2 separate regions of the Mus musculus genome follow, and region 1 is linked to region 2. Evidence: chromatin loops called from intact Hi-C (ENCODE). Cell type or tissue: left cerebral cortex. All regions are shown on one strand. Region 1 holds the start of Sox2ot (SOX2 overlapping transcript (non-protein coding)). Region 2 has its middle 7.4 kb from the start of Gm20515.

Evidence for each region. A loop is a pair of places that touch in the nucleus more often than their neighbours do. Peaks named below come from ENCODE experiments on the same cell type or tissue, not always from the same donor. Only the 100,000 strongest peaks of a DNase experiment are listed, where the experiment ranks them.
Region 1: a loop joins it to region 2, with 5 times the contacts of the local background. A loop is called at or near these places in 5 of 42 quality-filtered maps.

Annotation. Positions count from the first base shown.
Region 1 is chr3:34,557,838-34,565,837 of GRCm38, forward strand. It overlaps Sox2ot (SOX2 overlapping transcript (non-protein coding)), which reads left to right and starts at 2,544. Exons shown (of 5, transcript NR_015580.2): 1 at 2,544-2,732; 2 at 2,879-2,945. In left cerebral cortex, no CTCF peak of the experiment used is centred here; no DNase peak of the experiment used is centred here; H3K4me3 peaks cover 1,516 bases; H3K27ac peaks cover 671 bases.
Region 2 is chr3:34,442,202-34,450,201 of GRCm38, forward strand. No RefSeq gene overlaps it. Among named protein-coding and RNA genes, the nearest start is that of Gm20515, 7.4 kb to the left of the region's middle. In left cerebral cortex, a CTCF peak has its summit at 4,595 (motif pointing right); DNase peaks (open chromatin) are centred at 29, 833, 1,705, 2,217 and 3 more places; H3K27ac peaks cover 3,771 bases.

The DNA.
Region 1 (8,000 bases), 120 kb after region 2:
ACACTGGACTGTGAGAAGTGAGGAAGCCCTGGTGAGAGAGGCTGTGCTAGATCTGTATTTTGAAGAGGACTAGGGGCAAAAGGGAGAGCCTAAGGTTAATGCAATGAGGAAAAGTTTACACCGAGGTCTTCAAACCTGGTGACACAGAGCAATGCCTCTTGGGTAGAAACATATCCAGGAATACTTTGTAAACGAGCTCCTTAACACAGGTGTCTTTAGGGATCATCTGTAAAATATAATTAAGATATTTTGTGGATGCCCCCTGAAATGCATGAATACTATGTATGTAACCATGTTCAACGGTGCCAAGATATGCTAGAGTGTAAAGCTGTAATGCATGGTGAGGATACAGCTCAGTGAGAACACGTTTACAAAGCCCCGAGTTGGATCTCTACCGAGGCATAAAATGGAACAGAGTGCACACCTATAGTCACAGAAACTCAGGAAACTTGAAGTAGGAAAGTCAGAAGTTCAAGGGCAGCCTGGGCTACTTGAGACCCTGTTATCATAAAAGAGAAGAGTCTAGTTCCTCATGTCTTTTAGTATTAAGCAGGAAATTCTAAAACATCTAGATGCCTAATAAGACCTGTATCTTAGTTACACGTGTGTGGGGGTTTTATTTTTGTTCCACTTTAAAGAAGTAATCAAAGGGGAGTGGTAAGACAGGTAAATTTACCAATATGTCTTCTATAAGTATATTCACTTCTCCAATGGTGGGGGGAGGGGCAATTTTAATTACATAAGTGTAAAAAAAAAGTGTTTGACTGACCATCCTTGACAAGATCTGGGCCTTTTGTGTGCGAATGTAGTCCATGTTTATAGTAAGCTTAGATTTGGGGCTGATGTTTGAGCTCTTGTCCTTCAGCACATCCTCTGGAACACTGTGTCCTTTACCCTGTAGCATCTGCTGGAGCTTGCCTGCTGAGCTTAGGGTTGGGGGGGCGGGGGGGCGGGGCAGGAGGTCTTGCAACCCTCAAGAAGGTTGAAAAACTGTAGATGAGAACTCGTACCTACTCGAAATAAATTGGCTGTTCTGTGTTCAGAATCTGTGTTGAGGAATAGTTCAGAGAGAACGTCCAGGTCCCAGGGAATGGTGGGTCACAGGAATCTTATTATAGGGCTTATCTGTACACCCATGCTTACTTTTTTTTTTTTTTTCCAAACGCAAAGAACGGCCACTGGCTTGAGACAGGCCCAGTGCTTCCTTTATCCCAGCTCCTTTATGCTCCCCTTTTAAAGAAGCTGTCAAGTTCTCTTTCTGCAGCTGACAGGAAAGGCCAAATCTGGGATGCTGCAAAGCAGCACAAAAAAGAAAGTTTTTTGTGTTGATGTTTTTACCAAGTGAGCTAAGGAGAATTTTAGAATCATGTAATTTACTCCGGAGGCATTTACTGTACATAGCTATAGTGATGGTAATTTCCTTCATTGTTGAAGTGAAAAGATAACCATCAATCAGTTGTCAATTGGTCAATTGCAGAAGTGATGAAAAGAACCCAGTTGGAACAATCACTTCTGTGGCTACCTAGGCCATTGGGAGGCTTGAGAAAAGCGTGGGAACTGGATTGCGTTTTTTAAAGGGATTGGGCCAGATCACCAGAAAGGTTAATGGGCATCGCCACCCGGTTAAGAATGGTTTTACCAGTACACATTTTCAAACTGAAATAGTAAAATTGAAACATGATGTTAAAGGTAAAAAATTGTTCACTGAGCTAGGTAAGAGGTAACCAACCCCCTCCCCAAACCCTGGAAATTACTATTCTCTTAATAGCGAAATAAATAATAACTCATTAATAATAGCAACACAAGTTCATAACAATGGTCTGTGCCATCTTAGCTCTGGTCCTAGGGACCTTGAAACAAGTCACTTTCCAGGTATTTTTCTTAAGGCATGGGAAAAATCAAGTTAATTTTAAATATTGGGCTTAAACAAACATCTTCAAATAATCTTGTTGTTAAAAGCCCGTGGGTGTTCACATACAAGTTAGGATAACGGTAGTTTTTAAAATCAGTAACTTGCTTGAGTGGGAATGGTGCCTCAGGACTTAGTGCTGGGATTCCCTGTCAATTTCTCCTATTTCTAAGAAGAGCAATGTCATAGATTTATTCTGAGAGAGTCCCAAACACGTCTTGTTGGGGGTTTTGTTTGTTTGCTTGCTTGCTTGTTTTGGGTTTAGTTTTGTTTTGTTTTTTGTTTTTTGTTTGTTTTTTCTTTGCTGCTTTGTTTTGTTTTGTTTTTACTGTGGTAGGTAATAAAAAGGGATTACAGGCCCCTAGAAGGACACAGCATCATCAGCGTGCAATCCAGCCCATGGTTTCTTAGATACCGTATTGTCTATTCTGTTCCGCTATGTGAAAAATGTTGAATATCAACAATGGGTTTCAGTGCTGCATTGTTGAGTTTTGTATGAACTAATCTAGCTTCACTAAAAAAAAAAATAAAGAAGAAGAAAAAAAAGAAAAAGAAGGAAAGAAAGAAGAAATAAAGGGAAAGAAAAAAAAACGACAGCTTTGAACAAAAGTCCACAGCCAGTGTGTTCCAAGTCCCTGCTCAGGGCTGACTGTGGCAGGGGACACTCTCCTGCTGGCTCTCTCTGTCCACACTTAGCTGGCTCCTGTCCTCAGGTGCACGGCCACACCCTCGCACCCAACCTTGATCCTCTGATGGGGAAGGTCCCAGGACTTGTCTGCTGGGACAGGCCTCACCCCCAAGAGCTCTGGGCAGTACCGAGAAGGTAAGGGATTGCGCGCGCAGCTTCTCTGCCCGGGTGGGCTGGCCTAGCTCGGAAACTTTGTGGAGAACCATGGATTTTTTAACTTCCACCTGTCTCTGTTCTCCTCTTCCTCCTCCTCCTCTTGCTTCTTCTTCTTCCTCCTCTAGCAAACCTGACAGATTTCTCCAGAACAGTGGCCATCCATGGGATGAGTGAAAGCCTCTTTCTATTCCAGTAAGTAATTGACTTGTAACTAAAAAATTGTCGTGGCTGCTGTGTCAAGTGCAGGGTGAGTGGCTGCTGGCACAGGTGCTGCTTCTCCTTTAGAATGGAAAGAAAGGGGGCTTAACCTGTGATTAAGTTTCAAGTCAATTGACCTCCACATGATAGCACATAATTCTCCCTTGCCTCCCGAAAGGCCCTGCCTGGTTCCTGTTTTGACCCTGGGTCTGACACCTGTGCTTTAATGTCTCCCAGTGCAAAGGCTAGAGTTGCTCTTTTCCTTTATTAAGTAAGTGAGAATATAAAGAGCCCAGGGTGAATCCCAGTGGTATGGACCATAACTATCTGAAAGAGTGCACTGTGACGTTGTTTGTGAGGGGTTGGCTTGGTTTGGTTTGGTGTTTTTTTTTTTGGTTTTTGGTTTTTTTTTTTTTTTTTTTTTTTTTTTTTTTTTTTTTAGTGCACTAACTCTAACTTCATGGAAATTATTCTTGTACAGTTTTAAACTCTGATTTTTATAGACAAATGTCATGAGCTTGCTAGGGTTACACAGGGAATGGCAGGCAAGTAAGGGTGTTAGGAAGTTGACATAAAGTGCTTTGGAGTGCTCAACTCCGATGCACCACACTTCACGAGCTCAACACGCCTCAATCTTTGCTGATTTTTTTTTTTAAGCTGTAAGAGGAAATAGCAACATTGTTTCTCTGAGTTTCTACAAACGGGCTCAAAGTCTATTTAATGTCTGCTGGATGCCCCACTTGAATTTTGGAGTCAGGGGGATACATACTAACCAAAAGCAAAATAAATAGGTGACAGCTAAAATTACTGCTCTCCATTCCTTTTACAAAGACCAGTTGCATGCTATGATTTTCTGTAAGATTCAGGCAGCTCCGGGCTGCTGTGTTTTCCTCTTTTTCTTACCATGGGAATTAAAAGTGCACGCTGATGGTGGCTACTCAGCCTCATTTTGGGGCCAGGCTGGGATGAGCTGTCTGAGCCATTTCTGACCCTCCGCTTGCAGCAGCGAGCCTGAATTCCCCCCTTGCTTGCCCATCACTGTCAGTCAATTATAGGATTGAACTGAACCAGAAAATCTGGTACAGTCTGGTAATTAGTACAAAGGGTTTCCAGTCTAGTGTGAAGACTGAGATGCAGGAGCCCCAGCAGCCCCAGAAATCGTTTTGATTGGACATGGACATTGCTTTTTAGTGCTGCCTGGTGACTTCCTAAAGATAATACCTCCTGCCCTACAGGTCTTCCTTCAAGTACATTATGGGCCTTTTTGAAAGAGTCGTGTGTGTGTGTGTGTGTGTGTGTGTGTGTGTGTGTCTGTGCATGTGTGTGTGTGTTTCTTTTTTTAGAACCCACTTCTCCCATTTTTAGACTGTCATTTTTACCTATCAAACAGACACATTTTGACTTGCCCAACAAAGAACCAAGTTATCAACACTCGCAGAAGCTGACGTTTTTAATTCAGGCTTCATTATGGCTTTGAGTTATGACAGTGAAGTACAAAGACATTTTAAGGGGGTTTTTTCATTATTTTTTTAAATCCAGAATTGGGATGTTTATCTTTCTTTTGTAGTCATGCTTCCCTCTCTATCTTCTTCTTGGTAATATATAATTAGCATTATCAAAACCATCAGCTATCATCCCTTTTGACTTCTGACCTTTATTTTTTTTAATGCGTCTCAAACTAAAATAAGAGAAAAAAAAAAAAGAAACCCTACATAACCGATCTTAATTAATTTGGGATTGTTAAAACAAGGACACATTTTCAAGTGTGAATCTCTTAAAATAAAATAAGAATAGATAAATAACATTTCTTGGTAAAATAACAGTGACAAAATTAATCTCATGAAAAATATTTCAGCTGAAAGTGTGGTTGTACCATGTTTATTTCAGCACACATTTTTAACTTATATTCTAGAGACTTGGGCTTGTTGGCAGTGCTGGGTTAGGATACATTGTGGATGTTTTAGGGTGATATATATATATATATATATATATATATATATGCATAAGCAAGCATGCTCTTTGATTCAGAATCACAATGACCTAATCTTATATCAGATAAAATGAAAGAATTTGGAAACCTCTCAATGTGGCTAATGCCTACCTCCAAAAGATAGATATATGTCTATGTAAGAACAAATTGGAAGATGCTGGGTACAAAATTGCAGGACCAGCAGGGTCCAAACTAAGACAAGCAGAAAACACATGGTTCTTCATTTCCGAGACTCTTGTCTTTAGAACAATCTGCACAGCGATTCCTTCAGACACACGTGTGTCCTGAATCCTCTAGAGGAAGATTAACCCCGGTCTTGCTGGAGCGTTAAGTACGTGTTTTATTCTGTTTACCTTCTTCAGAAAATGGCTGGTACCACGCCTGCTGGGGAGCCTTACATCTCTGACTTTGCTATTGCATTTCAAGAAGGTTAATGTCGCTTTTGTAGCTCTGTCAGAAGTAAAGCATTTTCCCAATAAACATGTAGTGATTCCCAAGGCTGTTTGTGCAACAGCGATTCTGCTGAAATACTTCTGTATTCATTTTTCCATTGTTTATTAATCATAACACAGCGTTATGCTTTGAGAATGAGCATATTTATGTAATTAACACTTTTTGTTTTTAGCTAAACCTTGCTCATTAAAAACTAAGAGCGTCTCAGAAAACAATATAAATAGGCAACTTCTCTGGGATGATATTTACATTGATTTTGAACTTGCTGTTAGGTTTACATGTTCAGCCGTACCCATGAATTCTCTAAAGCACATTTGGGGAATAGTTCCCTTAATTTTTTTTTTTTTATAAATCTAAGCTATATGTTGAAATTACAAAGGTGCTGGCCACATGTAGTATAACACAGTTCTGTACTTGAGAACCTGAAGGCTAGGTGGCTCTGTGTAAAATTCCTGGAGCCCACAAGCTTCAGTCTAGACACATTCCGTGTCATTTCAATCTTATTCCAAGAGGCAAGAGCCAAACTTTTTTATGTTTCCATTTTTTAAATCAGCACATAAGGTGTTAAGTAGCAGAGTAACATGGTCCAACAGAATGTGTTGTTATTGGTCTCCTTCAGCCCATGGCCTCTACCCCATTCCCCTTCTGCCTCCCCGACCCCCCTACTCTTTTCCACTTTCCTAAGAGTACAAGCTGAGAAAAACCTTAAAGGCTATTAAGCATTGTGACTTTCAGACTAAGTTTTCTTGGGGACACTGAGGCTGTAGAGAACAGAAGGCTGGTAACTGTTTGGTCCCTTAAGCTCAGTGAACCTGTGCCGTTCACTGAATGTACGTGCGAGATACAAGATAAAGAATTACTCAGACCGTCGTCACCTTACACGTGGGAGTGCACAGCAAACCCAGGATTGTCCACAAAGGTGGTGACACAGTCAACTTTGGATCTCAGTCTTGGACTGTGGTGGACAGTCACAGGTCATTGTGTAGACGTTCTGTTACTAAAAGAACACACTGAGGGAAAAATAGCCCTGTGCTCAGAGTCAAGACATGAGCATGTACCAAATTCAACCCTTTGCTTCAGCAGTACAATTATTTCTGGATGCATAATTGTGTTATTAAAGTATTGTCCATCTTTTTTTTCCCTAGGAAAGTAATATTTTGGAAATAATTCTTAAAATGTGAGTGTGATTTTTAAAGGTGACCAACATAGGCATTTTAAAGCACATGGCTCATTGGTCTTAACTGGTAGGAATTTTTTTTTTCCCGAAGTGGAAAATTTTAATTAGGACTTAAATTCAAATGTAAGAAACAGAGAATAAATTAAGGAAAATTGAGTTACAAATTTTCCAAAAATGCATTTGATGAAATACGATTCCCATAAGCCTTGACACATGACAGAATATCATGGTATATTTAAGGACATAGAGCACACTGTCTTTATCTAGGCAATTCATAGTGAAAGTTGGAAAATACTAGAGAAAAGGGGTGTGTGTGTGTGTGTGTGTGTGTGTGTGTGTGTGTGTGTTTGTTTTCAGAAGTGAGTACTCTGAATTATATAATATATATGTATATATATATTTGTGTGTATATATACATATATATATAGTTTGTTTGTATATGTGTATGTATCACCCCAAACTATATTATTTGCAAGTTTCATTACATATATGCACACACAGCTTTTGTGCAAATTTGCTGCCTTAATTCTTCGATCCTAATATTTTATCAAACACATTTCGGGTAGTTCTTGATTTGAACCTTTGCAGATAAGCCACAGCCCAAACAAAAAGCCCTACCAAGTAATTTTCATATGATTTATGTCAACTATGTGCATGCTTACCCATCTTTTATCTTCATCTTATAGAAAGGAAATCCCATTTATTTACTCCCTCAACAAATAGTTAAGCACAGAGCTCAGGTGCTGGGAGTCCAGGAATCAGTTAGGTAAGCGGAGCCCATTACCTACAGTGCTGGCAGAGCGGGGGAGTGGGACCGTGGATATGAAGTCAGAAACAGCTCAAACAGTTTTTTTGAATTTTTTTATTTGTTTGTTTTGTTCTGTTTTTTTTTTTTCCTGACTCCAAACTGAGAGAAAAGAGCAGGTGGTCTGGGGTGCAGAAGGTACAGCTTGGTGGACCTCCTGAGGACCACTTATGCACCAGGAGATACCTCTGAGATTCTTCCGTGGTAATGCAGGAATGTGTGCATTGGTGGCTTGGAAGGCAGATGTGAAGGGGGAAAGGAGGAAGCTCGTGGGCACAGCCCACTTCTGACCTCATCCCTTCCCCTTCCAGACTCCTTAGCCGTGTTGTCCTTCAGACACAAAGAGTCCTTTCAGGGGCTGGCACAAGACTTTCTTCAGTCAGAAGCCTGCATACCTTACTTGTCTGTCATAGCTCAGAGAGTCTGGTGATCAGATTCAGTTCTTGGTGGTACCATGGGCCCTATCTCAGGCAGAAAGTGTTTTCTCTGACTGGTCATCCAAAAGTCTCTCTCGAGCTGTAACCTTCACTGGGATGGCAGTAGGGTGTCATATGAGTGACACACAGTGCAATCAGACCATGAGCAGTTAACTTGTGGTCTTCAGACCATCTTCATGTCTCTAGA
Region 2 (8,000 bases):
TGCTGTTTGTCTCCATGAAAGCCAAATAGCGATGGCACCATTTCTGACACGTTGTCACCAGGTAGATGGTGTATTGGAATGTGAGTCAGATCAGAGAGATGGGTGCTGCTCGAGGACAGCAAGTAACATCCCAAGCTTGACTCTGGGTGTGCGGGTTTATTGGCAGAAATACACTGCGCTTTAACGTGTACTTTCCTTATAATTTTATTTAATGGCAATTTTTAAATCAAAGTGTTAGAATGTGTCTTTCTCCTTTAAAAAAATAATTGCTAAAATCATTGATGGCACATTAAAACAAGTCAGTGGTTAAGGTCACATAAACCCATGTAATATGTATATTCAACCCAGAATTATTTAGGGTCATCGTAGCCATGGAGTTTTCAAATAAATTATTTGAATATAAAAGTAGATTATGTCTTTCCCCTGTGGCTGGCCAAATGTCTTTTCAACAAAGGGTAAAGTAAGAAGGCTATTTTTTTGTGTAAAAGAGTGATCTTTTTAATCATGCTTGACTGCCTCTCAGGACAGTCTCCGTTTATAATGAGATATTTTGAACTCATCTGAACCAGAAAGTTTAATAAATTTATAGTACATTTTGTATTAAAATATGACCATTTATTTCAGGAGACAAGAGCTAGCGAGAACAGAGAACAAATTAGTGATTGTTAAATCTCTAGGCCGTCCTCTGGAGCTAACTAACGTCCACATTGGCCCGTATCTACAAGAGTATAAATAAGTGTTTATTTAGTTTATTCTTCCGCACTTCTTGGCAGCTCTTCCAATCTCAACTGACCGTCTATTTGAAAAGGACACTCGCTATTTGGAGCCTAGGTCAGCCCTTAGCTGGAGCGGCTGTGAAGATCCAGTAACAGAGGTTCTCATGGCCTTTTTTTCCAGACTTTCTGAGGTTGCCAGGTAGGGAGAGAGCAAAGGTGTTTCCCGTGTGGTTGTGGGTCGCCTTTGAAGTAGATTCATCCCATATGCAAATGTGTAAACATTAGCTTTCTCTTACTAATGTAGTAAAAGGAGCGGTCCTGAGACTAGAGAAGCTCCCTCACCGGTAAGGAAATGTTTCTGAGAACTGGAAGAACATTTTGACATGGTTATTAACATATGAAAACATGCTCATGGTACTCTCTAGTGTTTTAACACTCGAGACATTCAATTAGTTTTCTATTATACCGGATCTTTTCTTAACTCCTAGTTAATTTTTTTTTTTACAAGTAGAAAAAAAAATTCACAAGATACATCTTAACCTGGTATCAGAACTGAGTACCATGGTGAGTCATCTCCGATCCTATTTCTCTAATGACACATCACTTAGGTACGTGTGGATTTCCTTTGAGCCCCTAATTTTCTTTTTAATTATTCTACAGTGAAAGCTCTCCCCCCCCCCAATTAATTTGACTTTCTCAGATTTTTACAGTAAAGCGTGTGTCATATCTCTCTTGAAATTGACCATTCTTTTCAGAAGGGGGAAAAAAAGTTTCTTTTTTTTTTCTCTTTGGCCTGGGGTGCTGCACTGAAAAAAGTCACTCAGCTAAAATGAGTTACTTCATTTCCAAGTAAAAACAACGGTGTTTTCATGCCTGCGCTTATTATTATTCTGAGAATGTACTAATTTGTTACATCCAAGATGACGGTTCGTTGGGTCTGTGAAAGGGGCAGTGTGCCAGCTATCAAAGAGAAGTAACAAGGACTCCTTTCATGGGACAGAGAGCAGGGACAGCTCTTGTGGGTATCAGGAGGCATGCTGCCAGCACAGTCATCCCGATGTCAGGGGCTCCCAGTGTCCGGGTCTGAATCAAGCAAAACGATAATTTTCCTGAACGTCAGGGTGGGCAGCCCGAGGAGCAACTGGTCGCGGCTTTATCCCCCACAGGCCCCAGCTGACGTGCCTCAAGGGTTTTAATGTTTGTAGCACGTTATTACTTCAACATTAAGCTTAGATAATTGTCTACTTGCTCTGAGCTGGTTAATAGCAAAATACAAGTGAAGAGGGGGCATTTTTATAAAGTAAAACTGCAAAATAGAATTATATATCTATGTACTGTGGAGTTTCTGTTGTTCTCCCTCCTGACATTTGAATGATAATGAAGTTTGATTCTATACTACCTTTATTCAGCTCTGAACCAGGGTGGTCTCGTCATTTTGTTTTACGCGCATAACACTGCCTAAGGTCACGAGTTGTAAATCGTCACATAAAAAGACTGAAAATATATTCAGCACTTTGTAGTTTCCGAGCGCGCATTTAAGAGCTTCAGTGAAGAGTCGGACCTACATGGCAGATTTTTCTGGCCCTGAGCAGTCAGCTTGCTGATACAGACAGCGGGCGACAACACGCTTTGATATGCCCTCTGTGCAGGCGCATCCTGACCCGTTTTCTGTTATTGTAATGTTTTTCTTTGCTTTATGGAGAAACGCTCCCTACTAATTTTTTTTAAGAAATCTATTTAAAAATAATTTCCATCTGCCTCATATGATTTAATAAATGGAAAACACATTTGGATTAATGAACAGAATTCTGTGTGGGGGCATAAAAACTTCTCTCTGAGAACACTTGCTTTTTGCTTAGTATGCATTTGTCAAATTTTCTTTTTAACGTACAGTTTTAATCTTTGGCCCTTTTAAATAAAGGAGTGTATACTTTAAACAATATTTAACTAGCAACTGTTTAAATATAATGGCCATGTTACTTTATCTGTCCCTTAGAATGGGTTGTACTTGACGACCTCTGTGGCTCGGGAGTCCTCCAGTGTAAGTGTTCCCGCTCCCAGAGAAGCAAACAGAGTCTGCCTTTTGTGGTGCTCATGAGTTGCAGATTTGATTTTCTTGACAGCTTACCTCAGGAGTGATAGCTGTGTGTGTTTGCTGTTTCATTCACAATGAAAGGAAACTGGCTAAATTCACAAGGAAGACACCTCAAAGTTGGGACTGTTTAAAATAAAAACGCAAATACACACCACCATGAGAGATTTTAAACAAGCTAGGTTACCAAATCGGTAGCTAATTTTTTGCCTTTCTAAAATGTTGGATATTTAACCCTCCGAATAATTAAATATTTGTAATAAAGCAGTTAATTCAAGCAGTTTATTGCTGTAATTTGCAAAAGTGCATTGAGCTGCTTTCTTTTCAGCTCATTGACGGGGGACAAACATTTCTTTAATAAGACTACAGCACATTCTAATTTTGCTGCAAACGCTTAGATAAGGATCAGGCCCTCTCTGAGTCACTGGGCTGACCTATGACATTGAAAGGGCCCAGGCTCTTTGGCAAAAGAAGAGCTGGGATTCATTATTATGCACAGGACTTCCCGGTTCTGAAGGGCTCTGTGCTGTCTCTCAGATAGACTTTGTTTGTTGGAAATGAGAACTGCATTTTGGCAGCAGCCGACCAGAGCCAAGCTACTCAGCAGGCCCATTGGTGATGATGCAATCCCTCATTAACGCTGTTTCTCTATTAGTGGATTGTACAGGAGTTACATGCGATTGAGCATCTTCATTGAGGCGCTTAGAAAAGCTTCCTAGTATCAGGCCCTACCTCTGGGCGGCCCATCTTTATTAGCTGCAGTGATTAATGCTAGAAATAATCTTTTGCACTTTGCTTGATATAAAAATGCAATATAAGAGCCCAAAACTCTGGTGGAACTTAATCTCCCTGTCAGAGGAAGGGAGGAAACATTTACCTGGAAAACAAAGCAAAACACAACTAAACAACTGGGAAGTTTATCAGGCTGAAACGGCGCTTGGGTACTCTTGCCGCAGAAGTGAATGAACACCAGTTGCCATGCCAAATGTGATTCCTCCTGCTGCTCCTGCTGTTCCAGATGTGTGTGCTGGGTGGGGGATGCGGGGTTGGGATAGAGTCATAAGCCCAAGCTCATTTTTTTTTAATCCAAACTGTTTGTGTAAGTCAGTGATTGGAGCCTGCAATATCCCAGCATTAAGGTTTTCGTCACAGAATAGTGGCACCAAGATAAGATTGTACTTAAGATAAAATCAAACGGGTTGAGAGGCGTTGCCACCTGCTTCTCTATAAGTGGGCATGCCCTTAAATAAGTCAGGGTAGGCTAGAAGTTGTTACCCGAGTGTATCTAATGTCAGCTTCTCTTTACCACCCCTTGTGCACCAGCCTGCTGTGTTCCCAACACTACGTCTGATTCCTCCTTATTATTAGACAATAAATTTCATTTGGAGGTATAGTTCAGGAACATGAGGAGACAGTAGCGTTGCTTTCATCCGCTCAGTGTCTTAGTATGACAGAGGAGAATCCTAAGTTGATTAGATGTTCCTCACCTTTCAGGTGTGGTGTGGAAAAGGCTTTTTCTTGGCCAGGCCAGAGGCTGCTCTGGTAGACTATGCTCTCCATTCTGAGTCCTTCAGGGAGGGTCTACTTCCCTTGAAACTGCTGGCAGGTCAGAATGGATCTCTCATAGTGATGTCACTAATGACTAGAATAGCTATAGACTACAAGTACTATAGAACATATATATTTCCTATATATACATTTGTTGTTTGAGGATTTGTTTTTATTTTCTGTGTCTAAGAGCCTCCAGGTTTATATTGCACCATGTACTTATATGTATGGCCAGAAGAGGGCATCAGGTCCCCTGGAACTGAAGTTACAGATCTCTGTGAGCTGATATGTGGGTGCTCAGAACCAAACCCAGGTCCTCTGCAAGAGCAGCAAGCATTCTTAACTGCTGAGTCATCTCTCCAGTTCCTGGCATATACACTTGAACTGAATAAAACTACAGGAAGCTAAAGAAGTTGTCTGAGAATTCACAAATTATTAGTAACTTAATTTGGCCTCTAATACAAATCTTCCTTGCCAGGCTTTTATTTATAGTCTACAATAAAGAGAAGCAAGTTATATTTATTGAGCAAATTGTGTAATTAAACCAGCTCCCAAGGTGTTTTTCATTTTGGAGCTCTGAATTGACTCCAAGGAAAGTTAAACAAGAATTATCATGTTGAAGCAAAAGCTTTGTTTAAGAATAAGCAAGCATAGGTAGGGGCTGAAGAGCTGGCTTTGCAATCCACTGCACTTGTTCCCCTTCCAGAGGACCTGAGTTCGATTCCCAGCAACTACATCAAGTGTCTCCCAACCAGTTCCAGAGGATCTGATGCCTCTTAGGAATCTATACTTGTGTACATACGCGCATGTGCACACGCATACACACAGAGACAAAATTAAAAAGTAAGTATTAAAAAGATATGAGAACGTTGCTTAAAAGTTACCTGTATTAGAATCTGGGTTTGCAAACTCCTCCAAGCTGAACCAGAGATGGTCAGAGCACAGTCCAGTCAAGGCTCAGAAGATCAAACTATGACAGGTGCTTGTGATGTGGTGACCATCCCTTTGTTCATCGGAAGTGGGTAACAGGGCAGCATAGACTATGTGTACGAAACACTCAGTCTTCAAAAGGAAACCTTCACAATAGCACATGTTTGTATCCTTAAAAATCCACCAAATAAAAACTTTGAAGTCACCTGGCCAAGCTGAGACCTGCAGACATAAAAAGCCAATCCATCCCCCATGGAGAGATGCTTTTCAAACATGTTTGTCTTGATCTTCCTTTATTCTCTGTCATCTGAGGTTTGGTCTGGCAGTGCTAACAGGTGACAGTTTATATTTAAGAAGATTTCATACAACAAAAGTATCATTGCATATGAAAAATTAGCATTAGAGAATATTTAATAAGAAAATGTGAAACACTACAGTTTTCTCTCCACTTGTCACTTTGTTTGGCTTTTGTTTGGGTGTGCGTGTGCTGCTCGGGTAGGTGCACACATATTTGCAGGCGTTTAGCTTCATGAAGGTTACCTGTGGTAGTAGATGAACTCTGCAGAAGTGACTTAAGTTCAGGGTCTCGAGATGAAGATATGTGCATCGGAGCCTGGAGATCAACGCTGGGGTTCCTTGGGAGTCTTTCTCCCTTTCTTTTGTTGGGTTTTGTTGTTGCTCTTGAGACAGACTCATTGAAACCTGCAGCTTGCTGGTTTTGCTGGGCTGCTGGCCAGGGGACCAAAAGACCAACCAGTCTCTGCCTTCCCTGGGCTCAGATTACAAACACATGCCACAATACTTGGGGAGTTTGTGTTTTGTTTTGTTTTGTTTTGTTTTGTTGTTTTGTTTTGTCTTGTTTTGATAACATGGATTTAGATCAAACTCAAGTCCTCATGCCTACATTCGCCAAGTAGACATCTTTCCAAATCCCTGGTCTTGACTTTGGTTGTTTAGTTTTCCAGTGTTTGGACCTTAAGTAGCATAGTCCTCATCAAACCACTGCAACTTACTTGCAGACAAATTCTATCCTCCTTTAGTCTGTTTTCCTGCTATGACTACAATAAACTCCCACAATTTAGTATCATAAAAAACAAAACAAAACTAAGCCACAGTGGTGTATGTCTGTGGTCCTACTCCAGAAGAGACTGAGACAAGACAATCACTGGATAGCAGCTATTTGAGATCAGCCTGGGTAGCAGATCGAGACCTGTCTCAAAACTAGCAAAACCAAACCAAGAAACCATCCTAAATTATCATCCTGTATTATCTTAAAGTTCAGAATCAGAGATCTCTGCAAAGTTCTGCTGGGCCATTTTTCCTCTGGACATTCTTGGGGGATCTTCTCCTTTCATCTTCTCAGACCCCAGGTCTCCAGGCATCCTCCACTTGTGGTGTTTTCCTCTAATTTCAGAATCGGCAAGCAGCATCTTCAAGCTCTTCCCCATCCCTTAGTATGTGTCTTACTTTGCCTTCTAATGCTGTGCTGAAGACCATGGCCAAAGACGCCTTGTGGAGGAAAGGAATTGTCACTCATGATAACATGAGGGTAAATTGTGACACTGCTATGCTCTGCTCCAATCACTGAGGGAACCTAAAGCAGGAGCTGATGCGGAGGCCATGGAGGAATGTTGCCTACTGGATTGCTCTCTGTGGCTTGCTCAGCCTGCTCTCTTATAGCACCTGGGACCTCCTGTGTGTATAGGTGACACTTCCCTCTATGAGATGGGCTTTCCTATACCAATCATTAATCAAGAAAATGTCCTACAAACTTGTCTACAGGAACAGGACAGTGAGATCAGTGTCTCCTATCAGTGTCACATGGCCTTCTGTCCCAATGTGGCCATGTGAGCATCCGCTGTCCCTTTCTTGCCTCGGGGAATTTGATGAGTTTCCCACCACATGCAGTCACCTTGCCAACTTGGAATCTGAGACCATCTATCATCAAGTCCTGAATATCAGGATACACATCTCTGCACTTGCATGTTAGAGAAGGCTTGCTGTAAGGAAATTTATTGAATGTGGCTAAATTGTATAAATCCACTTATTCAGAGAGAATGTATATTTTAAAGTAGTACCAGGAAACAAAACACCAGTGTATTATCACAATAAATACTTATCTATGTTATATATCTTAACATGTAGTGAATAGGCATGCTCAGACCTGTCCTGCAGAATGCCTTTAGAAGTGAACACACAGCTACATTTTCACATTATTTAAATGCAATCTACAGCTGATGGATTTAGCCTTGAGCTCTTTGGAGTCTTTGCTAACAGGGCAAAGGGTAAAGGGCTCTGGTGGGATTCAGGGATGGGGTCTCTTGGAAGACCTGGCCTGTGCTGCTGAAGGCAGTCAGAGCTTTTGAGTCAAATGATACTTAGCTCAAAACATCCCAGTAAGAAAGCTTCTACTTGCCTTTAGAGAGGCACAAACTCGGGCTAGTGAAATGTCTCAGTGAGTAGAGGTGCTTGCCTCCAAGCCTGGTGACATGAGTGCAATACCTGATACCCACACGGTAGAAGGAGAGAACTGACTCCTGTAAGTTGGTCTCTAGCCTTCAGGTGTGTACCATGCTCACACACACACGCAGCACGCACGCATGTATGCACGTGTACACACACACATAAACAAATGCAATTTAAAATTTTTGAACCAGACCAATTCAACCAGTTAAGCTATTCTACTAGAACTGTAGATGGATAGCTCATTATTG